3 separate regions of the Homo sapiens genome follow, and all the other regions are linked to region 2. The links are chromatin contacts, found by Hi-C or POLR2A ChIA-PET in ENCODE. All regions are on one chromosome and are shown on one strand. Each heading gives the region's core, a stretch centred on a gene start or an enhancer-like site at or near the end of the contact. The rest is flanking DNA. Distances are from core to core; before and after follow the strand shown.

What was found. Hi-C counts contacts between places; a loop is a spot of excess contacts on that map. ChIA-PET counts read pairs that join two places held with the same protein, here RNA polymerase II (POLR2A). Pooled maps may share reads with other maps.
Region 1: a pooled map shows a loop between it and region 2 (2.1-fold over the local background). The contact joins two enhancer-like sites. A Hi-C loop is called at or near these places in 1 of 168 maps with a recorded cell type or tissue (IMR-90) and 3 of 50 pooled maps. POLR2A ChIA-PET finds 5 or more read pairs at or near these places in 2 of 52 experiments (MCF 10A and activated naive CD4-positive, alpha-beta T cell).
Region 3: a pooled map shows a loop between it and region 2 (2.6-fold over the local background). The contact joins two enhancer-like sites. A Hi-C loop is called at or near these places in 4 of 168 maps with a recorded cell type or tissue (Jurkat, heart right ventricle and psoas muscle), 2 of 37 single-sample maps with no recorded cell type and 7 of 50 pooled maps.

Annotation. Positions count from the first base shown.
Region 1 is chr11:35,361,177-35,365,516 of GRCh38, forward strand. All of the region lies in intron 1 of SLC1A2 (solute carrier family 1 member 2), which reads right to left. Among named protein-coding and RNA genes, the nearest start is that of SLC1A2-AS2, 56 kb to the right of the region's middle. Within about 2 kb of position 2,140, at least 19 of the 41 ENCODE cell types and tissues checked have a DNase peak (open chromatin) inside an H3K27ac peak, as active enhancers do.
Region 2 is chr11:34,996,580-35,001,036 of GRCh38, forward strand. No RefSeq gene overlaps it. Among named protein-coding and RNA genes, the nearest start is that of MIR1343, 57 kb to the left of the region's middle. Within about 2 kb of position 1,717, at least 4 of the 41 ENCODE cell types and tissues checked have a DNase peak (open chromatin) inside an H3K27ac peak, as active enhancers do.
Region 3 is chr11:35,254,899-35,259,668 of GRCh38, forward strand. It overlaps SLC1A2 (solute carrier family 1 member 2), which reads right to left. Exons shown (of 11, transcript NM_004171.4): 11 at 1-4,770. Among named protein-coding and RNA genes, the nearest start is that of SLC1A2-AS1, 25 kb to the right of the region's middle. Within about 2 kb of position 2,558, at least 5 of the 41 ENCODE cell types and tissues checked have a DNase peak (open chromatin) inside an H3K27ac peak, as active enhancers do.

The DNA.
Region 1 (4,340 bases), core at 890-3,389, 370 kb after region 2:
GCTCCTGCATTTTAAGATGATGGGGGTCAAATCAGATTTGACAGAGCTGCCCACTTTTGGAGGCTAAGAATGTACATTAGTTTATTAAAGGCTCTGAGAAATTCTGCAGTGAAGAAACATTCAACTTTGCTTAACCAAGCCATACCCAAAGTTACCCAGAACATGTTAACTTTTTGTTTGTTTTATTTTTCTTATGTAAGAACTATATAGATGTATGGATTTATTGATCCAAGGAACATACTCTGAAGCAATAGTCTTCTATATAAAGATCAAGCTCCCTAACATAGCACACAGGCCCTCTGTGTCCAGGCTGGCCTCCCTCACTTCTGGAGAAGGCCTTTGTTACTCGCTCCTCCTTTCTGCTTCCCCCACCCCTTGTCAGGCATCAAAATCTCCCATATCATGGCAATCCTTTAGGTTAAGAAGAGGGGACAAATGGGTGAGAACACAGAGGACTCTGAGTCTAAGCCACAGAGTTGGATTTAGTCTTAGGGTAGAAAGGAATAAAGGCTTTTGTCAGCTGGGTACGGTGGCTCACACCTGTAATCTCAGCACTTTGGGAGGCCTAGGCAGGAGGACTCCTTGAGCCTAGGAGTTCAAGACCACCCTGGACAACATGGCAAAACCAAGTCTTCCACAAAAATACAAAAATTAACTGGGCATGGTGATGCCTGCCTGCAGTCTCAGCTACTCCAAGGGCTGAAGTAGAGGATCACTTGAGCCTGGGAGGTTGAGGCTGCAGTGAGCCACGTTCACACCACTGCACTCTAGCCTAGGTGATAGACACAGTGAGACCCTGTCTCAAAAATAAATAAATAATTAAAGACTTTTGTCATCATATTGGTAGGATTCAGGCTGCTATATAGAATTATTAATCTGACCAGAGGTTAGCACAGAGAATGGAGCTTCAGTTCTCACCTGGTATAGGCAATGGTGGAGATCGGGCCAGGGGACTCTCCAAACTACCATCTACCCCAGACAGCAGATGCCCAAGATGTTTTGCATGTGGCCTGATGCAGAGCTCTGCTCTGCACAATCCCCGCAGGTGTCTGGATCATCTAGACACACTCCTCACCATATCTGTGGCTCTTTCATAGCTGTCTCTGGCCCCTCCCTGGGCCATTTCAATCCCAATCTGAAATTTTCACAGGAGATATAACATCTGAGAGAGGACTGTTCTTCAGTTGGTTCCTAATAGCAGCCATAGATAAATATGTTAAAATAAAGAATCCTGTGGCCTGCAGTGGACATCTTTTGGAGCACCACCTGAGATTCCAATCCTACTTTCAACACTCATGAGCTGTGTGGCCTTGGACAGATTATCTAACATCTGTGAACCTCAAATACTTCATTCATACAACAGATGATAATAATAATAACTATTCACGGGACTGTAGTGAAAATTAATTCCATCAATACATGTGAAAGTGCCTGGAATGTGGCATGCAACATATGGTAACTATTATGATTATCCTTACTATGTTGTATTTGTTCATTCCACAAAAATTTCTTAGGCAAAACAACCATTGACTTTATGAGCCTTAAATGGCCTTTGAGCAACTTTGCTTTTGAGAGTCGCCATGGGAATCCATGGCAAATCCACAGCAAACTGGATTTTCAGGTCTCATGTCTTAGCAGCCTGACTACATCCAACTTCTAGTTGCAGCATCTACTCCCCCTTTTGGTGACATTTATCACTTTAGGACAATGATACTAGCTAATCTTCACTGAAGACTTACTATGTGCCAGCCACATTCTAAATGCTTCACATTTGGCTTGTTTGAATCTTTCAAAAACCTGATGAGGTAGCACTACTATTATTCCTATTGGGGACAAGAAGAAGGCACAGAGAGACTGAGCAACTTGCTGAAGTTCACAAAGCAGGTCAGCGGCAGACCCTCAAAGTCGGACTCCTGAGCCAATGCATGTTACTATTGCACACCCTGCCTCTCACTGGAGAGGCTTACTGTCTCTCTAGAGAAGGGGAGGTGTGCAGCATGAATGTCATAAAGGATGGGAAGTGGAGAAGCCAGGAGTGGCTGCAGGTGAGGTTCAGAAAGCAAAACCATCTTTTGGGTGTTGTGTATTCTGCCCCAGATGACAATTTTGGGGTTGTTCCAGACCGTGGATGTCTGAGTAGGAGGCAGACAGCAGGCTGTTGCCTGGTAGTGGGGAAGGAAGGGCGGATGGCTTGGAGCTTGGGACACAGCTAAAGTTGCTACAGATGCCTCTTCTCGGTTGCCAAAGGTTTTGTAACTTACAAAATAGGGAGCTCATTGGAGGGTTTCAAACCTCATTTGGGGTACAGGACCAGAGAATGCCTTCAGATCTCTCCAGGCTGTCAAATTCCAGGATACAAGTTCCCCCAGGGACATCTCTAACACATCTGGCTTGGTCTCAAAATGACAGAGGAACTAGCACTTAGAGCACTTTCTGTCAGCCAGTTGCTTTATACTGAGTTCTTCCAGCAACTCTCTGCACGGAATTATTATTATGTCCATCTTCTTGATGAGGCAAAGAGAGAGAAAATAACTTGCTCCAGGACACGTGGCTGACAAGGTCTGGAGCTAGGACCTGAGCCAAAGAAAGAAGGAAGAAAATGATATCTGGGTGTAGTACTTGGTACTCAATAGGTGTTTTGAACAGGAGGGGCATCATACCTTTTCCTCACTGATTGGTTCTCATTCAAGCATCTACAAAGGACCAGGACACGGAGGTGTACAAGGCAGGCTAGGTCTGTACCTGCACTGAGTGGTATTTCCTGTTCCACCAAAGACAAGAGCTTAGCAGGTGGCAGGGGCACCGGCAGAAAGAGGATGACCCTCAGACCCAGGACCCTGCACTGTTTTCCATTGCTGCCATCCCATGCACAGAGGCTGGATTGAAAAGCAGCTCTTGGAACAGAGTCTGCTTGCTCTGACACTAAGAACACCATATGTGTCCCTGCCACAAAGGGAGAGAAGACACTCCCTGCTGTTCTGGAGGTGGTGTCCAGGAGCTGGCAAGCAGCCTCTTGGCATTTTATTTCAATAGCTGAGGGTGGGGGCTGTGGGGAGAGTTAAGCAATGGAAAGTTTTCCTTTGTGCTGCCCTCACAAGGCATTTCTGGAAAGGGTCAGTTTGGGGTGATTCATCATCTACCCATGTAGACTCACACTGAGAAGCCAGCTCAGATACTGTGATTAAAAATACATTTCTTCTCACCTACTTTCTTATTAATATTCTGTAAGTGTACTAAAGGGGCCTCAGTCAATAGTAAGAAAAGTTCATTTACCCAGTAGTAGCTACACTGGCTCTAATCATTTGGTGAATGTAACTATCTACCTAAAGACTTGATTTTCTTTTCAAAGAGCTATGGTAAAATGCCAAGCACTAAACAATCCAGCAAAGCAATTACTTGCTCAACAGTCTGCTGAAGTTTGAATACCACTCACTAACTACACACATTAGGTAAGTGATCAGATTTCCCTGAGCCTTAGTTTCTTCATATGTAAAATGGAGATAATCAGGATACCTATTGTAGTCATAGGTTAATACATACACACCCCCATGATGGTGCCTGGAACATCACCTGCACTCAATACAAGTTAGCTATCATTATGCACACTCAACCTATTTCTTAATATTTATGGTCATTTATTCTCTTACTGTGTGTGCCAGGTGCAGGGCTGAGGGCTTATAGACATCACACAATTCAGTCCTCAAGACAACCCTGTGAGGTGGGTATTAAGCCCATATTACAGATGAGAAAATGGAGAAAAAGAAGTCCATACCTGGTGGATGGCAGAGCAGGGCAGGTTCATCTGAACGCACAGCCAATGCGTTTTAGAGTAAGACTGTGAAACTAGCAAGAGAGAAAACCTTATGATCTCTGTTTAACAGGTCAAGAAACTGAGGCAGAGAGATGTTAAGTGACAAATCCACATCCAGTTTTGTTTGCACAACACATGGGACAAACATCAAAGTGGATGGGTCAGGAGATGATACTGAGGAGGCCGAGGAATAAGCTGGCTTTCTCCCTTGACTAAAATAATACAGCAAAGGTGCTTCTGGTCCCTCTGGGGCTGGGTTGTATCCATGCCATTTGGGCAACTCCTCTAAGTGCCTCCAAAGCCCTTGACATTGCTCCTTACACATGATCAATGATATGGTAAAGCTGGTGTAACTACAGCCCTGCCATCAGCCTGGCTCTGAGGTCAGCATTTCCAGCATCAGTCTCAGTGTAGCATTCCCAAGTCTCCACAATCACCAAAGATCATAAACGGTGTGAGTTTGAATCCTTGTCGTAAAATCTGCTCCTAGGAACCCAAACCAACACAGAACCAAAGTAACACATGCCAT
Region 2 (4,457 bases), core at 467-2,966:
TCCAACTATCCAACTCAGTTTAACAAGCCATTTAAAAAAAATAGTCTTCAAAACTTTTGTCATATTAACAGTTACACTGAAAATTATAACCAAAGGCTATTTTCAAAATAATTTTTATGTTACATTATTTCCAAGGTCAGTTTTAATCGAAATTATTATTATTATTACTACTTTTTCTTGAGATGGGGTCTTGCTCTGTGGCCCAGGCTGTAGTGCAGTGCTGGGATCACAGATCACTGCAACCTCGACCTCCTAGGCTCAAGTGATCCTCCTCCCTCAGCCTCCCGAGTAGCTAAGGACTAAAGGCATGCACCATCATGCCTGGCTAATTTTTCTATTTTTTTTTTTTAGAGACAGGGTCTTGCCATGTTGCTCAGGCTGGTCCCAAACTCCTGGGCTCAAGTAGTCGACCCACCTTGGCCTCGCAAAGTGCTGGGATTACACAGGCATGAGCTACTGTGCTAGGCCGTTGTTTTTGTTGTGGTTGTTGTTTGTTTGTTCATTTTAATTTTTATATCTGAGGAACAGAACATGATGAGGCAGCCATAAATAAGCCTGACTCAGAGTTCTGCTTTTCATGAACTGACGTACATAAGCAGTAGTGCATCTGTTTCCCTATAGGTGAAATGGGCATTAATATTTACTCAGCCTGCCTTAGAGAGTTGAACTGTACAAGGGAAATCGCTGTATAAATTTAAGATGTTTTAATTCATGGACCTCACAACCAGGCTTTTCATATAATCACCTGCCTCTCATGGTTTGACTTCTCAGCTTCTGGTACAAATGCTTGTTCATTCTGACCAAAAATATTGTCTCTGGTATTTCTATACTGATGAGGTGGTTTAGATTAAGGAAGTTTTCATTTCTAAAAAGAATTTTGTTGTAGTTTGAGATCAAAGAATAACACTGAGAAAGGAGTATGGTATACTTGGTTTGAACTGTGTGCTACACTACCAGGCCCCTTCCACATTATACTACTAATTTATTTAAAATAGATAGGTATCACACTGAGAGGATATAAAAAAAATTTCTGCCTCTTCATTTTTGTTTCTTGTTTGAACAGAAAAAATGACCAAAATATTGGGAGTACTTCTAAGGAAAAGGCAACACACATTCCAGTTAACACTTGGATGTGAAAATATCAATGAATATTAGAATTTATAAGTCAAACTGGCTCTGCTCGCTGATTGCAATTTTTAGTTACATTCACTATTTTGTGCTAAATTTAAGTCATTGGTATACGACTGGCCAGAGTCCTTGGTTTTAAACATTACTGAGAACTTTATATATACTCTTAATGGGTATTTTATATAATGTCGAATGAAACTTTTATTTTTAGATTTTTAAAAAATATTTTGCACTTTGGACTTAATTTTACACTAAATTGTATCAGCCAGCCTAAGGGCATTATGCTAAATGTAAATCTAGTTCTTGGTTAAGCTTTTATTGAAAGATAGGTGGTGCTGTAAGTTAATATATTGTAGTGAAAGTGTGGGAGAAAAGTTAAATTGGCACTTAAATCTTAGTTTTCAAGGAAAACGTGTCCCGCACATACTGCATTATGATGGACTTTGTCTCAGGTGAAGTGAAGAAGTGAAAGAATCAAGTGTATGGCCGGTAAGAATTAACCATTAATTTAAATGGGATGCTATTAGTGGGAAACTTTTACTGATTTTTGAAGAAGGAAGTAACAGTGCAGATTTACTTTTATCAGTCTGGCCATAATGTGCAAGTCAGTAGGTCAAAACAGGGAGAGGATAGCAGTCATCAGAAAAGAACTGGAAGATTTTGCCATAATGAAAGTATAAGTTGATTAGGATCTGCACTAGGTCAGTGTCTTTAAAGAAGGAGGAAATGGGTAAAAGTTGGCATGTTACCATGCTATGAGGTGTCTTATGAATATATGGGGTAGATGTATTCAGTCAGATAATGCAGGAACAGTGATAGAATTTCCCATCCAAAACACTAGTCCTCCATGGCTCACGTTCACCAATATGAAAACGAATAAGATTCCAGTAAGTTATGTACAGCAAATAGTGTATTTCAGTAGACATTTAAACTTTTTGTGAATGGAAAAGGCAATAGTCTTTCTATAAAATCCTTTTACATAGTTTTATATTACAAAAATGTGTGTGTGTCTCCATTGGTTTCAGGAGATGGGGGGCAAACAGGGTTGGAGGGAGGATATGGTTTGTCTAGACTTGTAATATTGAAACACCATTTAATTGAAACTGTAAGGTTTACAGATGTATTTTGAAAAATTATTAGCCTCTCAATAGCAGTCTTTTGTTTCTTTGATCATATAAATTCTATTTTCACATTTTATCCGTATCTTTGCTTTTTTTGCAACAAGTCCAAGCAGCTTTCTTCCTGGGAAAATGAATGTTTTGTGAATCTCTCAGTTTAACCTCTGTTGTATGATACATACCATTAAGGAAAATGGGTTTTCATTAAAAGTTGAGAAACTTTTAGCAAAATCATTAATTAGTCATGATTTGCTTTTTTTAATACCTAAAATGTATATTTTAAAATTTCTTAGTTTATGAAATTCTGTTACTCCTATTACTAAAAGATGAGCCTTTTAAATATAAGACTCTTGTGATCAAGTGGAATAACATTGATTATATCACTTTATAAAGCATAAAGTATTATGGAAATGTAAGATGTTAAATTTAAATTTTTAATCTCATAAATTGCACTTAGTAGCTCATCAGTCTGATGGGGAATGGTATATCAGGAACTTATAAGATGGTACTTAATACCATAACTTAAGTTATTCTTCCCAGTGGAACTACTGGTGATTGTATGTAACTTTGTTTCCCAAGTTTGCATACTCTTAAAATCAAGACTTTTAAGGCTAGTTTCAGCTTTAGAAGTTACTGCGCTCTTGGCAAAACCTTATTTCTGTGCCTCAGTATTCTTACCTATAAAATGAGGAAGCAAGGGGGAAAATTAATCACTGTACTGGTTGCTTATCTTTTTTAATTTCTTCAGTTATAGGCAGGAAGTGTATGCTACTTATCAATCATCATGGATGATGTAACATTTACCTCCCGCATAGAATCTCAGAGATTACACATACAAATTCAGAGATTATGTAAATTGGCCAAAGCTCAAAAGTACGACAACTGGGATTTGAACCAAGATCTGTGCAGCACCAAAGCTCAAGCTCACTGCATTGCAATATACACCTTCTAAGTTGTGCTGCTGCGGCTGAAAGTTCTGTATGCAAAGAGTATTTTCCACCTATGGTAACTGAAGTTCCTGAGTTCCTGTTCTTCTGTATTAAAGCTAATGTGTTTACGACCTAACCACTTTTAAAATTAATTCATATTTTCTCTGTAGTGGCTCTCTTTGTGCCTTTCTAGTGTGCAGAAAGTACTGAGGGATTTTTTGTTGTTGTTTTTTCATTATGGACAGCTCTTAACCTGAAGTAACTAATGTTAAGTGTCATCACTTGTACCTCTAAGTAGAAAAATAGAAGCTGATGGGGCTTAGTGCCTCTAGGTATAAAAAAAAAATGACCTAGAAGCTGCTACTTTCAATAAATAGGTTGATTCTTGTCCCAGTTAAGACCAAAAGTGGTTACCTTAGTTTTCATTTCTGAGGCCTCAGGCTTCTATATTGATTACTGTATCAGTCATGGTCTAATCAGTTAGGGTTCAGTAGTTTATGGTGGAGAAGTTCATTGGGTCGCCAGGTTGGGTCTGTTCATAGTTGTCCAGTGAAGGGGAAGCAACCATCCAGGGCACACGTAAGCCTCAGCTGGCACGCTGAGGGTCAGGGTACCACTGCGGCCTGGGGTATGTGGTGTCTGTTGAGAAGACCATGCAAAGGTATTGATAAGGCCAAGCTGGGGCTGCTATTCTGGGCAAAAGGCAGGGTCAAAGCACCACTGGATGTCCACCATTTTGAAGCTGAGAAACAGTAAATTAATAACTAGCACAAAGCCCAACCTGAGGCTGGGAAATAAAATGTAATCTTATAATTGGGAATAATACCAGATGATAGGATAGCTTAGTAAGGTATAGCAGTCTATATTAGAACTGTTTTGTGGGTAGAAATCTATCTAAGCTAGAGATATTATTTTGAAAATACTGTCACTGTTTTAAGTAAATTACCTGATTTGCTGGGTGAGACATTTACTAAAATGTAAAGCAAAAGTAAAATGTTGAAATATATTATGCATTCAACAGTTGTGAATATCTGCTGTGCATAGCTAACAGCCTTTACCCTCAATCAATTTAAACTATAGGTAAGTGATATTTACATGCCCAAACATAATTCAGCAGATTCTATAATCAAAGCATGTGCATAGTTGAGAAGATGGCTTCATTGACTAGGTGACATTTGAACCAGCTTTTTGCATTACTGAGTATAACCCACCCCACTTTTTGTCTGGTTTCCCTAATTTCAGTAATCAAATATTTAACACCCAAATACATAAATTCATCAGT
Region 3 (4,770 bases), core at 1,308-3,807, 260 kb after region 2:
AACTGATCAGTAGTTATTCAGGATATTATTTAGGATAAATGAAATAGGAACTTAGGGGCATCTCTCACTTTTCTACAGGTTCTTATCTGGGTCAATGAAGAAATTGTGTTTATCTTGCTGCCCTTGCATCAGGTTTTTTGCACTAATGGAAAAAAGCCGGCCGAAAAACAAAACCCAATCCTTTCAGTCCTAGCTTTACATCTTGCCCTTGCAAACCTGAAGAGCTGAAGTCTTCTCTGACAACAAAGGAGTTCACAACACAACAAATACCAACACTACTCTATTTAGCAGAAGTTTGGACAAACAGCAGAGGTGTCCACCATGGGCCATTGCAGCAGTGCCAGAAAGTGCAAGAGGTTGTTTAAAGATCATGGCTGGTGACATGGACCTTGTAGACCATGCATTGTATCCCATCCACCCTACAAACTAATCAGGCCTTGAAGAGGGCAATGATAGTCAGAAAATTCCATTCTTGTAAGTTAGAGCATCTCTTCCTGCAATGTGATACCCATGATAAAAACAAACCAAGAGGAAAATGTGAAAATGAATTTGCGGGCTTACTTGTGAATGGGTGTGCATGTCTACATACTGGCGGAGAAGAAAAGATATTTACAAACAGTTGCCGTGATTGTGCAAGTGTTGTACCAAATTTCAAAAGAGTGATCAAGGTTATTCACCAAAGGCTCTCAAATTCCCATACTGGGTGGGCAATTAGAATTGTTGGAGAAAATTGTGTGTTTTGGGTATTCAGAGAGGGCTCTGTTGCTACAGCAGCAATGATGCAACAGCTTGAGTGAGGCTGTAGGTTCATCCAGTCCTCTCATGTTGACTCTGGAAACATTTTTCCGTGAGCCAAATCACTACTTCTATTAGGAAGGTGAGTTTAAGTCAAGGGAACTTTTATTAAAAAACTTTTATTGGTGTCTCAAAATATCAAACTGTGAATGAACATGGCCAACTTTGAAGCTTGTTGTAAAACATCAAATGAATAGAGGCTTGAATTTAATTTCTCCCAAAGGAGATGAGAAAAATCTAAATTGATTATTCATTATTGTGGGCTACTTCAACTTAAAATGTAAATAGGTCACATTTTATAGTAGGAAGCCTCTTAAGAAGGAAACAAAGCAGAGATCATAATACATTGGGCTCATAGGGCTGGAAGGGGATTTTAGTCATTTAATCCAACCCCTTCACTTTTCATATGGGAGAAAATGAGGCTTGGACACAAAATGACTTATGTAAGTCATACAGCTAAAAATGGGCAGAGTCTAAATCAAATGTTCCCTCTACCAAACCATGTTGTTTCTTATCATCTCTATGTCATTGCCTGAATTAGCTGTGTTATGCTACAAAGTTGGATACTATTTAATCAAGATTCTCTGTTATCTATTTTAAAACCAAGCCTCACACTAACTTGTGTGATGGCTTACTAAGCTGGCTGTTAGCAAAGCAGCAACAATAAGTGGAATGATAGGAAAGGAAGAGGTGGAGTAGAAAATTTGGTTTTCTTTTAGGGAAAATCATAAGAAAATGTGTCATGAGCAGCTGGAAACTCACTCTATGCTAGGAGAACAATCTGCCTCTAGTGCCACCTGCTTGGATTGGCACTCAGTGATCCCTCTAGGCTTAACCAGAAATTACTACAGATACTGAGACCATTTATCTTCTTTGACAATTAGACTTACAAAACTCACTCCAGAATTCCTTCAGGCTGTTTTTTTTTTAACTTAGTCTTCTTCTGCCTCCAGACTCTAGCATTCTTATTCAAGGAGCAAGTATGATAATAACTGAAAATTTCATTTGGTCCTTTTTCTTGGTTTGGAATGAGTTCAGTTGGAGAATAAGTAAAACAAACCAGCAGCTCAGACAACTAGATAGCCGTAAGAGTTAGAGAGCAGCTAGGTGAGAAAAATCACTTCCACTGGGGTATAACTGCTGTGCACTTTTAGTCATCAAACTAGATGAGAGCTAATGAGACTTGTTTTTCAGGAGTCAGAACTATGGAGAATTCTCTCTGAGCACGGATATACCTACTTGGATTTACTGCTGCATTCCATGGGAAAATATTGCACAGGTGGCCGAAGCCTTGATTCTGACAAAAGTAAAAAAAACTATAACATCACTTTTGCTATTGAGAGCAAAGGGACGTGTAGTATTTGCAAAAACATGGCAGAATTGGGTTTCCTTTGGTGGACCCAGTAAATGAGTTTCCCAACCACTTTGCTCCAAAAGGGCTTCTTGACTAGATACATATGCAAATGATGTATTTCTCCACACACAAGTGGAAATGACCAGAGACCCTCTAATCAACAGGTCATTGAGATTCCTGGCATCACCTAGCAGGAATCTCCCCATGACTTGAATTTTCCCTAAGCCTTTCTCATATTCCATGAGTCTAAATCCAGGAGCTAGGCATTTTGGCACCCCTTCTTTCAGCTTTCATGAATATCCAGGCTGACTAGTGGTTCGAGAGGAGAAAGAAATATTTGTCTTTTACAGGGTATGGTAACTTCCGCAGACAGCAAAACCATAGGCTGTGTTTCTACACACTCAATAGGAAGTAAAAACTGAAACTGATAGCTATGTGGTTCAGCTCTCATAACCTAGAGTCCTATGTTGAAGATCTGTGAGATCTAGATGATTGCCCTGATTTTCTGATGCTCTTTGTATGGGAAGCATGCCCTCAAAGATCTAAGGTAAAGTATTACCTTGAAAGATAAGCTATTCTTCTCACTGATTGGATTGGATTTGATTCATTGAATTTGAGTAAGTAATTAAGTGATGATTCCACTTGGGTTTCTCAAAGGGCAAGAATGAGAAAGAGAAGAATTAAAGTCTACTTAGTTGGTTTTCTCCTGAAATGATTCTGATTCCTAAAAAACATGAATGAGTCTATAGCAAAATGGCATTGCCGAAGCCCTGATTTACAGACCTTACAGGATGCAGTGTATGTATGTTTCTGGCCTGCTGTAACTGTATATAAATATAACATTTATGCATTATCAAATAGTAACAGACTATTACAAGCATTCATATATATGTTGAACCAATTAGGATAAATCTATACATATAATTGACAGGTTAAATGTATTCTATTTAGATAAAGGTTATTAGAGGTATACCCTGGATCCATTTGTTCTGTTTATGGCACATATGCTGGGCAAAGAAAATCCCAAATGGGCATGGCAAGGGAGAAATAAATGAGGCTTAAATAAAAACAGAGGACATAGACATATGTCAACATGTCAACTCTACATGCATTTTGGATTTTCAGGCTAGTCCTGAGTTCAAGAAATTGTATATTTTTAATATGACTTATTGAATTTCCAGATAAGTGTGATTTTCTAAGTATATTCTCACGAGACTTCCTGCACACAGTAAGTCTCAGACCAGAAAAAACTTGCTTTGTGAAGTTGTACACCTTGTTTCTTCCAAACACATTGTCTGCTGACATATTTACAGGCTAATAGGATAGCTAGGAAAAAGTTGAAGACAAAACACACCGGAAAGGTTTCAGGCAGAGTTCTGAGAAGAGAATCCTGTGACCACTCCATTGAGAAACATGCCCATGTATATAGATCCCAAAGCTGGCCTTCCATAGCAAAAAACAACAAGCTCCTAGACGCTTTGCCTATAGCCTCCAACTTACCAGAAAAAAGCTCTTGGGAACACCACTTAAAGAAAATCCTAAACAGTTTCACAGCTAAACCCAGGAACTGTCTCCTTAACCTATAACATTTGCTGTAAAGAATGTATTTTCTGGCCGGGCACGGTGGCTCACGCCTGTAATCCCAGCACTTTGGGAGGCCATGGCGGGTGGATCATGAGGTCAGGAGATCGAGACCATCCTGGCTAACATAATGAAACCCATCTGTACTAAAAATACAAAAAATTAGCCAGGCATGGTGGCATGTGCCTGTAGTCCCAGCTACTCGGGAGGCTGAGACAGGAGAATCGCTTGAACTAGAGAGGTGGACATTGCAGTGCAGTGAGCTGAGATCGTGCCACTGTACTCCAGCCTGAGCAACAGAGCAAGACTCTGTCTAAAAAAAAAAAAAAAAAAAGAATGCATTTTCTACTACTACACTTAATCATATCCCTTGACCACCCTGACCCTGTTTACTGCCCATCTACTGGAAATAAAGACCAATGTCATTTGAAAAGCAAAAATGAAAAGTTGCCTAATACTGTTCAGTAGTGATCCTTATCCAAAAATCACTAGGGTTTAGGAGACAAAAACAACTGGAATCTCATGTCTCTTGTATGTTTCAAAGGTATCTGATTTAAAAGAGAGAAGTCACAAGGAGCAGATAAGAAAGGCTATTTGAGGTCCATAAGCACCCTCATCTCAGAGAATTTGGATTCTATAAACCATGACTGTCTCAGCATCCCTCCGCTGGTTTCATATAATACAGCCTATTCTCACCTATAAACAAGGTTCTACATACTTCTTAGAGTCAAATGTGCTTTATTTCTCAATGATTCAAGTCCCAAGCTTACTCCCAAACCCAGCAACCTTAGGAAAATACTGTGCGTTATTCAATAAAAAAGGATAGTAGAGACATTAAAAATTTTAGCTTGCATTACCAATCATTAAGGATTTGTTGGCTGCCTACTGCATGCAAGGCACTGTGCTACACCAATTATATTATTTATTCCTTAAAACTTCACAGCCTTAAACAAGATTCCATCTGTGAAGTTGTACAGAGCCATCCTTTGTTGCCATGTCATTGTTCAAGGCTGCCTGGACTCTGCCATAGGAATATCACT